Regions from separate parts of the Mus musculus genome. Here all the other regions are linked to region 2. Evidence: chromatin contacts called from ENCODE Hi-C or POLR2A ChIA-PET data. All regions are on one chromosome and are shown on one strand. The core of a region is the stretch at or near the end of the contact, and the rest is flanking DNA. Distances in the headings are between cores, read along the strand shown. Region 1 holds the start of Dnaaf5 (dynein, axonemal assembly factor 5). Region 2 holds the start of Sun1 (Sad1 and UNC84 domain containing 1). Region 3 holds the start of Get4 (golgi to ER traffic protein 4).

Region 1 (3,899 bases), core at 15-2,514, 50 kb after region 2:
TGCATGTGGAAGTGCTCTGTGGGATTAGGGAGGCTGCTGGTTATGCGATACAGCTGCATGGGGCCCTGTTCTGTGGCTACCATCAAACCTTCCTCTGGCCTCTGCTAGCCTCAGCTCCCACTTTTTCTCTCCAATGGTGCTGGGAGCTGCTTATGCTCCAGGCATCCGGAGGGATATATACACCTATTTCACAAAGTTGGCTCCCCCCTACCCCCGGGAAGACTTTAAACACTAGGTAGGGCCTCTTAACTTTTCCAAACTCTAGTCTAGAAGGAAAAAAGGGAAAAAGCCCTGATCAAGCAGGGCTGTAGATAGAGGGTAGAAATAAACGAGAAGCAGCCTCCCTTCATCCAGGAAGTTAGTGACCCGTGTCAGAGACAGAGAAGACACTGGAGTAAAGAAACTGAGTTGAGTTGTCCTTTCCCACATGAGTCCCATAACCCAGCATAAAAATGATCATGAAATGGGTGTGACACAGGTCTGAGAGTCTAGCACTTTAGGCTGAAGTAGAAGCAGCGTTATGTTTGACACCAGCCAGGGCTACATGGTGAGATCTCTTGTCTCGTGCCCCCTCCCATCGGAAATGACCTTACGAAGGAACCAGCCCACTTTAGTTCAGTTTCTGGACATCTAGGTAACCAGGGAAGCGGATAGGACGCTCACCCGGAGTGGCACGGGCCAGAGCGGCTGCGCACTCGCAGCCCTCCCGGCGCACCGCAGCGAAGGGGTCGAGCAGCGCGGCCCGCAAGGCGCGCACGGCGTCGTCCAGGTGGGGCGCGAGCGCGGCGCCGCCCAGGTCTACGGCGAGGTGGAGCAGCTGCACGAGGGCGAGACGCAGCTCCTCGCAGGGCTCCGGCGGCGGCCGCGCGAGTTCAGGTCGGGCCAGGCGTGCGCTGAGCGCCGGCAGCAGACGCGGCAGAGCGTCGCGGGGCCGCGCGGCGCGGCGCAGGCCAAGGTCGAGCAGGTGAGCGGCCAGCGCGCGGCAGCCCTCGGCCGGATCGCTTAGAAGCCGCAGCAGGCGCGGCAGCAGCAGACGGGCCCAGGGGCCCTGGAAGGCCGCGGAATCCGCGCCGGGCCGCACCGCCTCTTCCAGTACCTGCTCCAGAGCCTCCAGAGCGCGCCGCCGCCCCAGCTTACTTTCCGTCTCCAGCCCCGGTAGCAGGCGGCTTAGCGCGCGGGTCAGTTCCGCGGCTTCAGCCGCCTCGGTTAAGCCCGGGGCCGCGGCCACCTCCGCCTCCGCCGGCGCCGCCATCTTGAGCGCGTTGCCTGTCTCCAAGGGAACCGGCGCTAGTACGATGGTCCGAGCACGCTTTACGGCAAGACTTCCGGCTGCCTGGGTTGCTCGAGGCTGAGTGTGCGCCCCTTAGGAGTGATGCTGGGGGAGGGGCAGGGAGTAAGGGAGAGGCGGGGCCAGGGAAGTGGGCGGGCAAAGGGCTTAGAGGGCGGAGTGACGGGCAGGAGGACGAGAGAGGCTAAGAGAAGCAAGTGTAATTGGCTAGGTCCGGGAGTCTGGGGTGGGGCGCGAACCTTGAGGGCGAGGCAGAAGACAGCAAGCTCGGCAAGGGCCTTGGGCGAAAGAGGTAGTGGGCGGTACGAGGGGGTTGGTAGGCGGGACACGGGCCTCTTGGGTAGGGGCTTAGTGTAAAGAGAGGGGAATAAGGGATAATGGGAGGGGAAAGAACCAAATAGGCGGGGTGTGGACTTCGGGAGCATTGCAGGAGGTGGCAGGCGGAGCCCTGGTTTTGTGGGCGGGGCGAAGAATAAGGGTCTACGGGAAGGAGGCGGGGCAAGGAGTAGTGGGTTGGATGGGGGGGTAGGTGGGCGGGGCATGGGCCGCGCAGCTGGCTGACAAGTTTCAATAATAGGTGGGGTGCAGGTTTGGGGAAGGGACATAAAGCTCGAGGGAGGGGTGGGGGTCTGAGTAAGGTGAAGCGTGAGGATTGAGGTGCCTGAGACAAGGGCTGACAGGTGGGACGCAGGCCTTAGGGCGTGGCAAATGGCTAGGGGCGAGGCCAAGAGTGGGGCTGTCCTGTGCCTGAGTCTGGAACTTGGCCTGAGTGGCCAAGCTTCTGCAAGCCTGCACCTTCAGGTTCCTTTCCTCAGGGGCAGCTTAAGCTGAGGTTCTTTCTAATGGTGTAGATATGGCTGATCCTTACTGGGTTCCTCAGAGGTCATGAAGAAGTCAAGTGTGAATCTGCCACACGGTCTGACCTCAGTTTAGACATGAGGTATGCTCGATGGCTGGAAGTGTTTTTTTAGGGGGTCAGAGATGGTATTGTCAGTGGTCAGGACCCCCCACTGGGCACTTCCTAGGCCTGACTCAGTGCTGCATGACTTGGGCATCCAAACGAGTCACATCTGAGAACAGGCTTATAATGTTAGGGGTTGGGTTTTGTAACAAATTTGGCCTTTTTTTGTTGTTGACATTAGTTTTGTGGGAAATTGGTGTGAACCCTTAGGTGTTTTGAATGTGGCGTGGAAGCTTTAGGGGAACCATGTAAAATTGCTTAGGGTGGCAAAAGAGTTGTGAAGAGAGGTGACTGGCCAAGCAAAGGCTTGGTGTTAGAGGTGTCATGGACTCGTATGTCAAAGTCTTAAGCCTAGTCCATCAGAGTGTGAGTGTCTGGAGGTAGGATCTTTGCAGATGTCAAGATTGAGATATTGGGGCTAGCTGCTATCCTCATAAGGGGAATTTGGCATAGATGTGCAAGCCGTGAAAAGGCTTTGTGAATGTTAGGTGGGCAGACGGCAAGCCCAGGGAAGCAGCCCTTCCAACTTCATCTTAGCCCAGCATCCCAGTATGTGAGGGTTGTGGCCGGCCGTGGCAGCTGAAGCTGACGGTGCTTGTCTGTGGCCAGGGGACCTCTTAGGGGAAGGAGAAGTGTCTTGTAGGGAACAAGGGGATGTGCAGGACAGCCAGGATAGCCTTTGTCTCTCTGCAGGGAGCCAAGGAAGATGCTTTACGTGGAACACTGAAAGCTAAGTCTGCACTTTTAAGGATGCCTGTGGCTGCTGTGAAGGTTGGGATGGGCCAGCAGGGATGGCCTGTAGGTCCTGTGAGCAGTAATGAGTTTGCCTTTCCTGTTCCCTCCATCTAAATACAGCTCAATACCCCACAAGCAACACCCAGTAGGAAAAGGACTTGAGAGTTGAAAATAACTACACTGGCCCGGAACTCAGAACTTGGGCTATGTTTCCTTTTTCTTTGATTTCTGAGCCAGGGCCCCAGAGAGGCCAACACGATGGCCAAGAGATACAGGGCAAGTCTTCTGGGAATCCCCTCTCTCTGGCCAGTGGCAGGAGAGACCTAGAACAATGCCAGGCAGAGACTTTAACCCGTGTTCCAGTCCACAGTCTGTCCCCAGTGTCAGTATCAGCACCTGTAGGCTCACCTGACCCTGCCTGCACATGGGGTGCCAGCGGGGACCACATAGGTAGTTTTGTGAAGTTGTCTGTCAGCAAGAGACCCACATCCTCAGTAGGATGGACCCCAGAGATGCCTTCATAACTCTGCAGATGACACCAGCAGGGACCGAGGAGCCCCACCAGTGCCAGAAAATCAAACAGACCAGGAGAGCAAAGTGGAGATGCCAGAGACAAAGCCAGCATTGGAACAAGAGGCCACAGCGGCAGGCCAGATTGCACATGTGACATACACACACTGGCATTAGCAGCTAGCTGCCTGCTAACGTAGAAGAACCAGGAGTCTCCAAACAGAGTAACCCAAATGTCCAGCGTACATTTGAAAAAACCGCTTATCATTCCAAGAACATTTGCAATGTGAATGCAAAAAGGCTGCTTACTGAAATGGATGCCAAAATGAGCCATCTGCCAAGGACTTGTCGACAACCATGAAAATCGCTTTCAGAAGCAATTAGAAGAAAAAGTGATTACAAACT
Region 2 (3,988 bases), core at 442-2,941:
AAGGGGAGTCACCCACCCACCCACGCATGCACGCACGCAAGCACACACAGCAGCTGGCTTTCACATTCATCCCCTTTCTGCTCTCTCCCAGGAAAAACAAAGGGTAAATAAATAAACTGAGGCCGCCAACCTTCGGGAAATAAAAAGTACCTCTCCAAATCTCTGGCCCAACTCTCCAGTGAGGACATGGGACCACACACCTGTGACCCCAGCACTGGGGAGCTGGAAGCACAGCACCCAGATTGCAACTAAGAGCCTGCTGGAGCTACCAAAGACCTACCCCCAACAAAAACCTAACGACCAAAAAGGTAGGGCAGACGATCCTATCAGACCCTCTGGTGACTAGAGCATAGACTCATGCCCAGTCCCCACAGCCTGGGTAGAGTTCTCCACAGCCTGCACGCTATAAAAGTGCCGGCCTGAGCCGGGCAGTGGTGGCACACGCCTTCAATCCCAGCACTTGGGTTCAGAGGCAGGTGGATCTCTGGGTGTTCCAGGATCACCAGAGCTGTATAGAGAAACCCTGTCTCGAAAAAGCAAAGAGTTCAAGACTGGCCTGGCCGAGGAAACCAAAAGAGAGAAGAACCAGAAATTACTGCAACTCTGCTCAAGAACATACCCAGGGCTGGACCCACAGGGCTGTGCACACCTGTGATCTAATCCTAGGTACGTGGAAGCAAGAGGGTTAGGAACTCAAGATCATCTTCTACTATATAGTCAATTCTAGGCGGGCCTGGGCTATCTGAGGACCTGTTTCAAGATGCCAGCTTAGTTGCACACATCCCTTTTACCCCAGCACTTAGGAAGCAGACACAGTCTGGATCTTTGTGAGACCAGCCTGGTCTACACAGCCGAGACAGTCAGAAGTACGTAAATGAGACCCTGTCTCCTGACACAAACAAAGGACCGAAAAGGAACATGAGGTTGGGACGCAGAAAGAAAAAAGAAAAGACCTTAGGAGAGATCTAAAATGTATGAACAGTCAGGTTAAAATTCGACACCGGTGCAATGGACGGAATGGTAAAATCTAATTAGTATTTGGTCCAGGAGGCGCGAAGCGCACACCGCAGGACTACACTTCACTCTACACAGCGGGGAGCACCAAAGTTCGCCGGGCTGACTGCATCGGGTCCCCCCGGCTGCATCCAAAAAAGCTCCAGCGGGCCAGCTTTGGTACCGTCCTGCGTGCCGGGCTGGGGGCGAAGGCAACTAACACGGGATAACAAGCTGGTGGCAGGGTGTGCAGGCCAGGGACTCGCTACCGGGCCCGCGCCCATCGCCGCACCTACAACACCTGTGCCCCAGAAGGGAGCGCCCCGGGGATGGCGCCTGCGTGGGTGCGCCTCGACGGGTGGCAGGAGACCCCGGAACCCAACACGCAGGGGTCCGGGGCGAAGGGGAACCAGAGTGCCCGGGCACACGAGACAACTGGACTCAGGGCGCCGGGGCGCGCGCGGCCTGGCAACGCGAAGGGCGTCACGCGCGTCGTGGCCAGTTGGCGGTTCCCACTTGGGGCCATCCCTGCAACCTACATCCCGGCCCGCCCTGAGACAGTCCCTAGTACCCGAGAGGAGTCCGCAGCGCCCACCCGCCTACTCGTCCCCTACAGCCCGCTGGCCGCAGCTCACCTGCCTCGCGCCGCCGCCTCAGGCCTCGTCCGCACCGCCCAGGCCCGGGACCGAAGACTCCCCACATCTACAGCCAATCGCGCGCCGCGCCGGGATCGGAGGCGGGAGCGACGCGAACGTCCGTCAATCCCAAGCGCGCCTGCTGAAGCTCCAGGCCAATGGGGAGGCCGCTGACCCGCCACGGCCCTGCGGGGGGCGGGGAAAGGGCGGGACGTGTGGCGTCAGTGGGCGGAGCGGGCGCGCTGGGACTTGAGGGGCCGCACCTAGGGAGGCTGCTCCTCTCCGGTGGCGTTAGAATTAGGATTCTGTGCAGAGGCGCACGCGCGCGCTGAGTTCCAGGCAGGGCTTCAGTGGGCCCAGAAGATCCGACTCCTGCTGAAGGAGCAGTGGGCTCCCAAACACATCCTCTTCTCAGTTGTCCCCGCGTAGCGTTTGCAGGAAACCTCCGACGCCCTGCCCTGCCCTGCCCTGCGGGCTGGAAGCCAGAGCCTTTTCTCCTGGGGACTCCACCCACCAGGCCCTCTCTCACTTGCGCAGTTTTGCAAAACCTTGAATTGCATTTGTTTTGTTTATAGGCAGGGTTTTATTCTGTAACCTTGACTGCCCTAAAACTCTACTGTAGACCAGACTGGCGTTGAACTCGCAGAGATAAGCCAGCCTCTGCGAAGCAGGACTTACAGGCGTGTGCCACCACGCCCCTCTTGGTTTTTCCTTTTTTAACTGTCTCACTGTGGCCTAGAATTCACGACATAGCCCTGACTGACCTCCAGTTTGCCACAATCCTCCTGCTTTATCCTCCCAAGCACTGAGATTACTACCATATGCCACAGGCAGCTGGCTAGCTTTCACTCTTTTCTAAAAGTGTGTTTGTGTGTATGTCTGTTTAAGTGGATGATGAATGTGTGTGTGTGTGTGTGTGTGTGTGTGTGTGTGTGTGTGCCTACAAAGGTCTCAAATGCCCCAGAGCTGCCAAAAGGGGATGCTGGCAACCAAACTACAGTCCCCGAATGACCAGCAAGTGCTCTTAATGGCTGAGCCATCCTTCCAGACCTTGGCTTTTACATTTTAAAAAAATTAATTAATTTTTTTTTTTTTTTTTTTTAGAGAGGGTCTCCATGTAGTCCTGGCTGCCCTGGAACTTGCTATGTAGCTCTGCCTGCCTCCACTGGGACCAGTAGCACTTACCACCATGCCTGGCTGGTTTTACACTTTTTAGAAAGGGTCTGGAGCTGGGAAGATGGATTAGTTAGTAAAATGTTTGCACTGTAAGCGTAAAGACCTGAATTCAATCTCAGAATACGAATTTAAAAAAACCAAAAGCCTAGTGCTGTATGTTTGTCATCTCAGTGCTGGAAAGCAGAGACTGGAATCCCTGGAGCTTGCTGGCCACCAAACTAACTTAACTTGATGGGAACCAACCCAATGAGAGATCCTGTCTCAGAAAACAAGGTGGATGGTGGTTCCTAAGGAAAGACACTAGTGAAGGCACATGCATGTGCACACATCTACACACAGACAGGGTCTGTTGCCATTGATGGCTTGGGATGCCTCTCTTTCCAGCCCAGTGCTGGGATTACAGGCATGTGCCCACATAGCCTGCTGCTGCAGCTTGTGATAGTCACTCAGGATGCACACACTCACCTCCTTATATGGCAAGCGTTTGACAATATGTTGATTTTTTCCACTGGCAAGTTGAGAGACTTTTCTGTAATAAATGTTAGAGGCTTTCGAGCCACATGGATATTTGTGGCAAACATTGAAGTCCACTATTAGTCAAGTGGGTGGATTTGGCAGGGCAGCTGGCTGGCTCCGCAGGCCAGAGAGCCCATTGTTTGCTGAAGCCTGGGCCAGCTGCTGGACATTTGGATTTTGTCAGTTAGAACTGTTGTGATTAAAGCTTTCTGTGCATTCAGAGGTAGATGTCTTTGTGGATATTTAGCGGTTTTGTCTTTTTTAATTTGACTTGTTTTTTTTTTTTAATTTTATGTGTATAAGTGTTTGTTTGCATTGTGTATGTGTGTGCCTGGTGTCCACACAGGTCAGAAGAAGTATCGGATCCCCAGAGCTTGAGTTACATATGGCTGTGAGCGATTTTGTGGGTGCTGGGAACACAACGTGGATCCTCTGAAAGAGCAATAAATGCTTTTAACTGATAAGCAGTCTCTTCAGCCCAGGTTTTGTTTTGTTTTATTTTGTTTTGTTTTAAGATGGAGTCTATGTAGCTCTAGCTGTCCTGGAATTTACTATGTAGACTATTCTGGCCTTGAACTTAGAGATTCACTTGTCTCTGCCAGAGATGGAGGAAGCCCATCTTCCTAGGTATTTATAAGAGTTATAATAACTTGGGAGGCGCCGGGCGT
Region 3 (3,764 bases), core at 505-3,004, 52 kb before region 2:
AGTGCCTTCCCAATATAATTAATATAATTAAGAGTGTTTTAGTTTTTGTTTTTAAAGGCACTAGGGACACTGTGATGAAACTAGATGTCGCCAGACTGGTTTGTATTTATAGTGTCTAGTTTACAGAAAAATTCCCCAACAAGGCTGCCCTTCAGGTAACCTGTGATTAGAGCAAGGGCTAATGTTTCGATAAGCTGACTAAACCCCGCTGCTCCAAATCCAGGGCGCCCAATAGGTAAAGAAAACAGGAAGTCTTTGACACCAAGGACGCCAAGGCTCATCCCACACCTGCCAACCCCCTGGACTGAGCACTTACGGAGGGAAATACTGCAAGGCTGGTCCCTGATGGCTTGCTAACTACTGCGTGTGGCCTTAACCATGCCCCTCCCTCCCATGTCCACCTGGCTACTTGCCAGGCTCAATCTGGGCATGTGGGAAGTGGGAATTGTCCTCAGATGTAAACAAGTATCACTCACGAGCCAGAGGGTTCCCAGAGCACTGATTCTTCAGCCCCCAACAGGGCTTCAAGGCAGTGAGGCCACTGTGTACAGTGTCATCCACTGTCATGGCAGCTTTATCCAGCCCACAGAACACACCGTGCTCAGATCAAGCTAGAGGGAGTGACTGTAGGAGGAGTTCCACAGCACGTGGGCCCTAGGTGACAGTAATGGGTGGATGATAATGTGCAACTGGTACAAGATAACCACTTTCCACTCCTTTTACTGAAGGCCTAAAATTGCCCTAAAACAAAACGTATTTTAAAACGAAAAGTAGGTCTAAGGGGCACAGGGGCCAAACCCACACTACGGACATGGAGCAGAAATGCTGATGTCCTGTAGTCAGGAATAAAGTTCTACGTAGGAATTATCAGCTGGCAGATGCACAGAGGCAGGAATACAGATGGCCACAGGCTGGCCCACGGTGTCAGCATCTGACCACACTTTAGCCGGCTGTGCAATTCCAATCACTGGCCACAGAAGGGAGGACTAGGTGAGACTACTCTGACAACAGGACTCGCCAACCAGCGGAAGCCTTCAGAGAAAGGGAGGCCAGGCGAGGAAGAGGGTGTGATAGAGAAGGAGTGGCGGGAAGAGAGGCCTGTAAGAGGGAGGAGGCCTAAGTGAAGAGGAGAGAGGCTAGTGATAAAACTGAGTCCAGGGAAGGGGAGGCCTGAGAAGAAGTTGGCTGGGGAAGGAGGCCTGGGAAAAGGAAGGAAGGAAGGACGGGGGAAGGGCAGCTCTGAGAGTAAGGCAGGGACTCAGAAAGACGAGGCCGAGAGAGGAGGAGGGGGAACCAGGCAGAGAAGAGGAGGCCCTGCCGAGTAGTACAAGCCCGCCGCCCCCGCTCTGCTCCGCGACAGGCAGCCGCATAAACCAATGAGGGTGCGGGGCGCCGCAGCGCAGCCAATGAGCAACAGCGGAGGTGGGGCCTCGGCGCTAAGCCGCCACCCGCGCCCACCTGAAGAAGAGGGTCCGGTACATCTGGTGCGCCTCGTAGTAGTCGCCCTTCTCGACGCTAGCACGCAGCTTGCCCTCCACGCGCTGGACGCCGCCGCGGTTGCGGGCGCCGTTGCGGGCGCCCTCCTGCTCTGCCATCGCCGCCGCCGCCGCCATGGGCCGGCGTTCCGCGCAGAGCTGACGCTGTCGCAGGCGCGGTCGGCGGCGCCTCCCGGCTTCCGTCCCTGCGGCCGCCGCACTCCTTCTACGGTGGCCGCGAGGAGCCGTGCGAGGGCGGGCGCGCCGCGGGCCGCACGTGATCGAGGCGGAGCCTGCCGGGATCGCGGGAGCCGCGCGAGGACACGCCCCTGAGGGGGGGTCTGAGAAGGACCCTGAGAACACAGGCCAGGAAAAGCCGACGGGGTGGGGCTCTCAGACTATCGCGGGAACTTGTTTGTAGTCTTGCGAGAGTGGGCGGGACCGAGGTCTTGGGCGGGACTACACGCTGAGCTGTCCCCAGCTTAGTGTCATCACTGCACAATGTAATCAGCCACGTAGGCTGCGCAAGTAAACTGAGGCAGAAGACTCAGCGATGAGGCGTCTTATTCGCGCGCCCCCTGAAGTTACCCTTAGCGCATGGATGAACCAGACACATTTTAGAAGCTTTGACCTGTCTCACACCTGCCCGGGGAGTGCCCCTCCAGGTGGCAGTCATCCTTAGTGACATCTGGGACAGGGCAGTATGCTCAGGCTAGAACCTGTAATGTCTCCAAGAAGACCTGGCTGTGGTTGGAGCAGGTGACAGCAGAGAAGGGAGGAAGGTCATGATTAATTGGGGGAGGATGGGAGGTGCTGGCCAGGGTCAGAGTTGTCCTCTGACAGCATCCAAAACTCAGGTTACAAAACCCTACACATATCCTTAAATAATGAGTTTGGATGCTGGAGATGAAGTTCAGGGCGTTCATTTCTGTCAGCTACACACTCTCAGCCTTCCATTTACTCTGGCCCTTGAACTTGTGACTCTCCTGCCTCAACTTACCTACTTTTTATGCCTGCACCCGGGCCAGCTGGACTAGCATTTTCTGCACCACACCCATGTGCAAGCAGAAAGCATGGTAACAGATTAAGGAGTCTGTAAACATGATCTCTTGCTGTGGGGTCCGCTTAAATCCAACCTAAAACCAACATAACTCAAGACACCAGGTCAACGCAGGTAATCAAGCCGCTATTGGTCAGGGCCGCAGAGCAGATGAAGCTGAAGTAAAACCCTGAGGGAATACTGTACAGCCTAAAGGATGAAAATATAGAGAAAGGGGGAGGTGGGTGGGCAGGCTGTAGCACTGTCTAATCATAATCCGTCGTAAGGGGTTGGACAAGGGCGTTCCCACTGTATCAGGATAGGTTGGTTCCTAGGCCTGGAAACATAAACATTAGTTTGACCCTGCCAGCAAGATGAAGTTGTCCTCGAGATGTCTGGACTCAAGACAACTATTTCCTTACAACAGAAGCTGTTCAAAGTAAGCTATTGGGAAGTCCCTAGCTCCCCTAGGGCCTGGGAGCTTGGTTTCTTGATATGATTAAATGGAGCCTGAAAACAAGATGGTAGTACTTAGAATAAATGTCTTTTGCTGGTTCCCAACACTCTGACAGTACCGTGCTCACCCTTCTGTGAAGAGGGATGATGCTCTGTGGGCACTACCACATAAGGAAGGACCACTTGGATACAGCATTCTACCTGATGATCCAGACACCTAGTAACAAAGGGGCAAGTGATTCATGCTGCATGAGTGTCCGACCAGGGGATGACTTGTCTGGATGGGACAGTGTAGTACAGTTTGTCATAAATTCTTTTTGGAACTTTTTCCCCTCCTAGATAGGGCCTATTATATTGCTCTGTTTGAGTGTTCTGCAACTTGCTATGTAGAACAGTCTAGTCTTGAACTTACAGTGGTCCACCTGCCTTTGCCTCCTGAGTGCTGGGATTAAAGGTGAGCACTACCCTCCTGGCTGGAATTCTCTCAAGATGTTTAGCAGGTCCTCAAGAGAGCAAAGCCCTAGTAACAGGCTTCTCTTTAAAACAGAAACAGCTAGGGGCTGGAAAGATGGCTCAGTGGTTAAGAGCACCTACTGCTCTCCCAGAGGTCTTGAGTCCAATTCCCAGCAACCACATGGTGACTCACAACTTTCTGTAATGGGATCTGATGCCCTCTTTTGGTGTGTCTAAAGACAGCTACAGTGTACTCATATACATAAAATTAATCTTTAAAAAGAGAGAGAGAGAAAGAGACAGAGAAACAGCTGCATGGTGTGGGCTCAGCACTCAGGCAG

The links. Hi-C counts contacts between places; a loop is a spot of excess contacts on that map. ChIA-PET counts read pairs that join two places held with the same protein, here RNA polymerase II (POLR2A).
Region 1: a loop to region 2 is called in a map of heart, with 4 times the contacts of the local background. The contact joins the promoter of Dnaaf5 here to the promoter of Sun1 in region 2. A Hi-C loop is called at or near these places in 2 of 37 maps with a recorded cell type or tissue (heart and left cerebral cortex). POLR2A ChIA-PET finds 5 or more read pairs at or near these places in 4 of 5 experiments (Patski and embryonic stem cell).
Region 3: a map of left cerebral cortex shows a loop between it and region 2 (6-fold over the local background). The contact joins the promoter of Get4 here to the promoter of Sun1 in region 2. A Hi-C loop is called at or near these places in 16 of 37 maps with a recorded cell type or tissue (CH12.LX, T-helper 1 cell, T-helper 2 cell and 6 more). POLR2A ChIA-PET finds 5 or more read pairs at or near these places in 3 of 5 experiments (Patski and embryonic stem cell).

The regions. Positions count from the first base shown.
Region 1 is chr5:139,147,600-139,151,498 of GRCm38, reverse strand. Dnaaf5 (dynein, axonemal assembly factor 5) reads right to left here and starts at 1,264. Exons shown (of 13, transcript NM_001081265.2): 1 at 664-1,264; 2 at 1-16. The coding sequence starts at 1,252. It also overlaps a transcript of Prkar1b not described here.
Region 2 is chr5:139,198,340-139,202,327 of GRCm38, reverse strand. Sun1 (Sad1 and UNC84 domain containing 1) reads right to left here and starts at 1,691. Exons shown (of 23, transcript NM_024451.2): 1 at 1,629-1,691.
Region 3 is chr5:139,250,314-139,254,077 of GRCm38, reverse strand. Get4 (golgi to ER traffic protein 4) reads right to left here and starts at 1,754. Exons shown (of 9, transcript NM_026269.2): 1 at 1,459-1,754. The coding sequence starts at 1,613.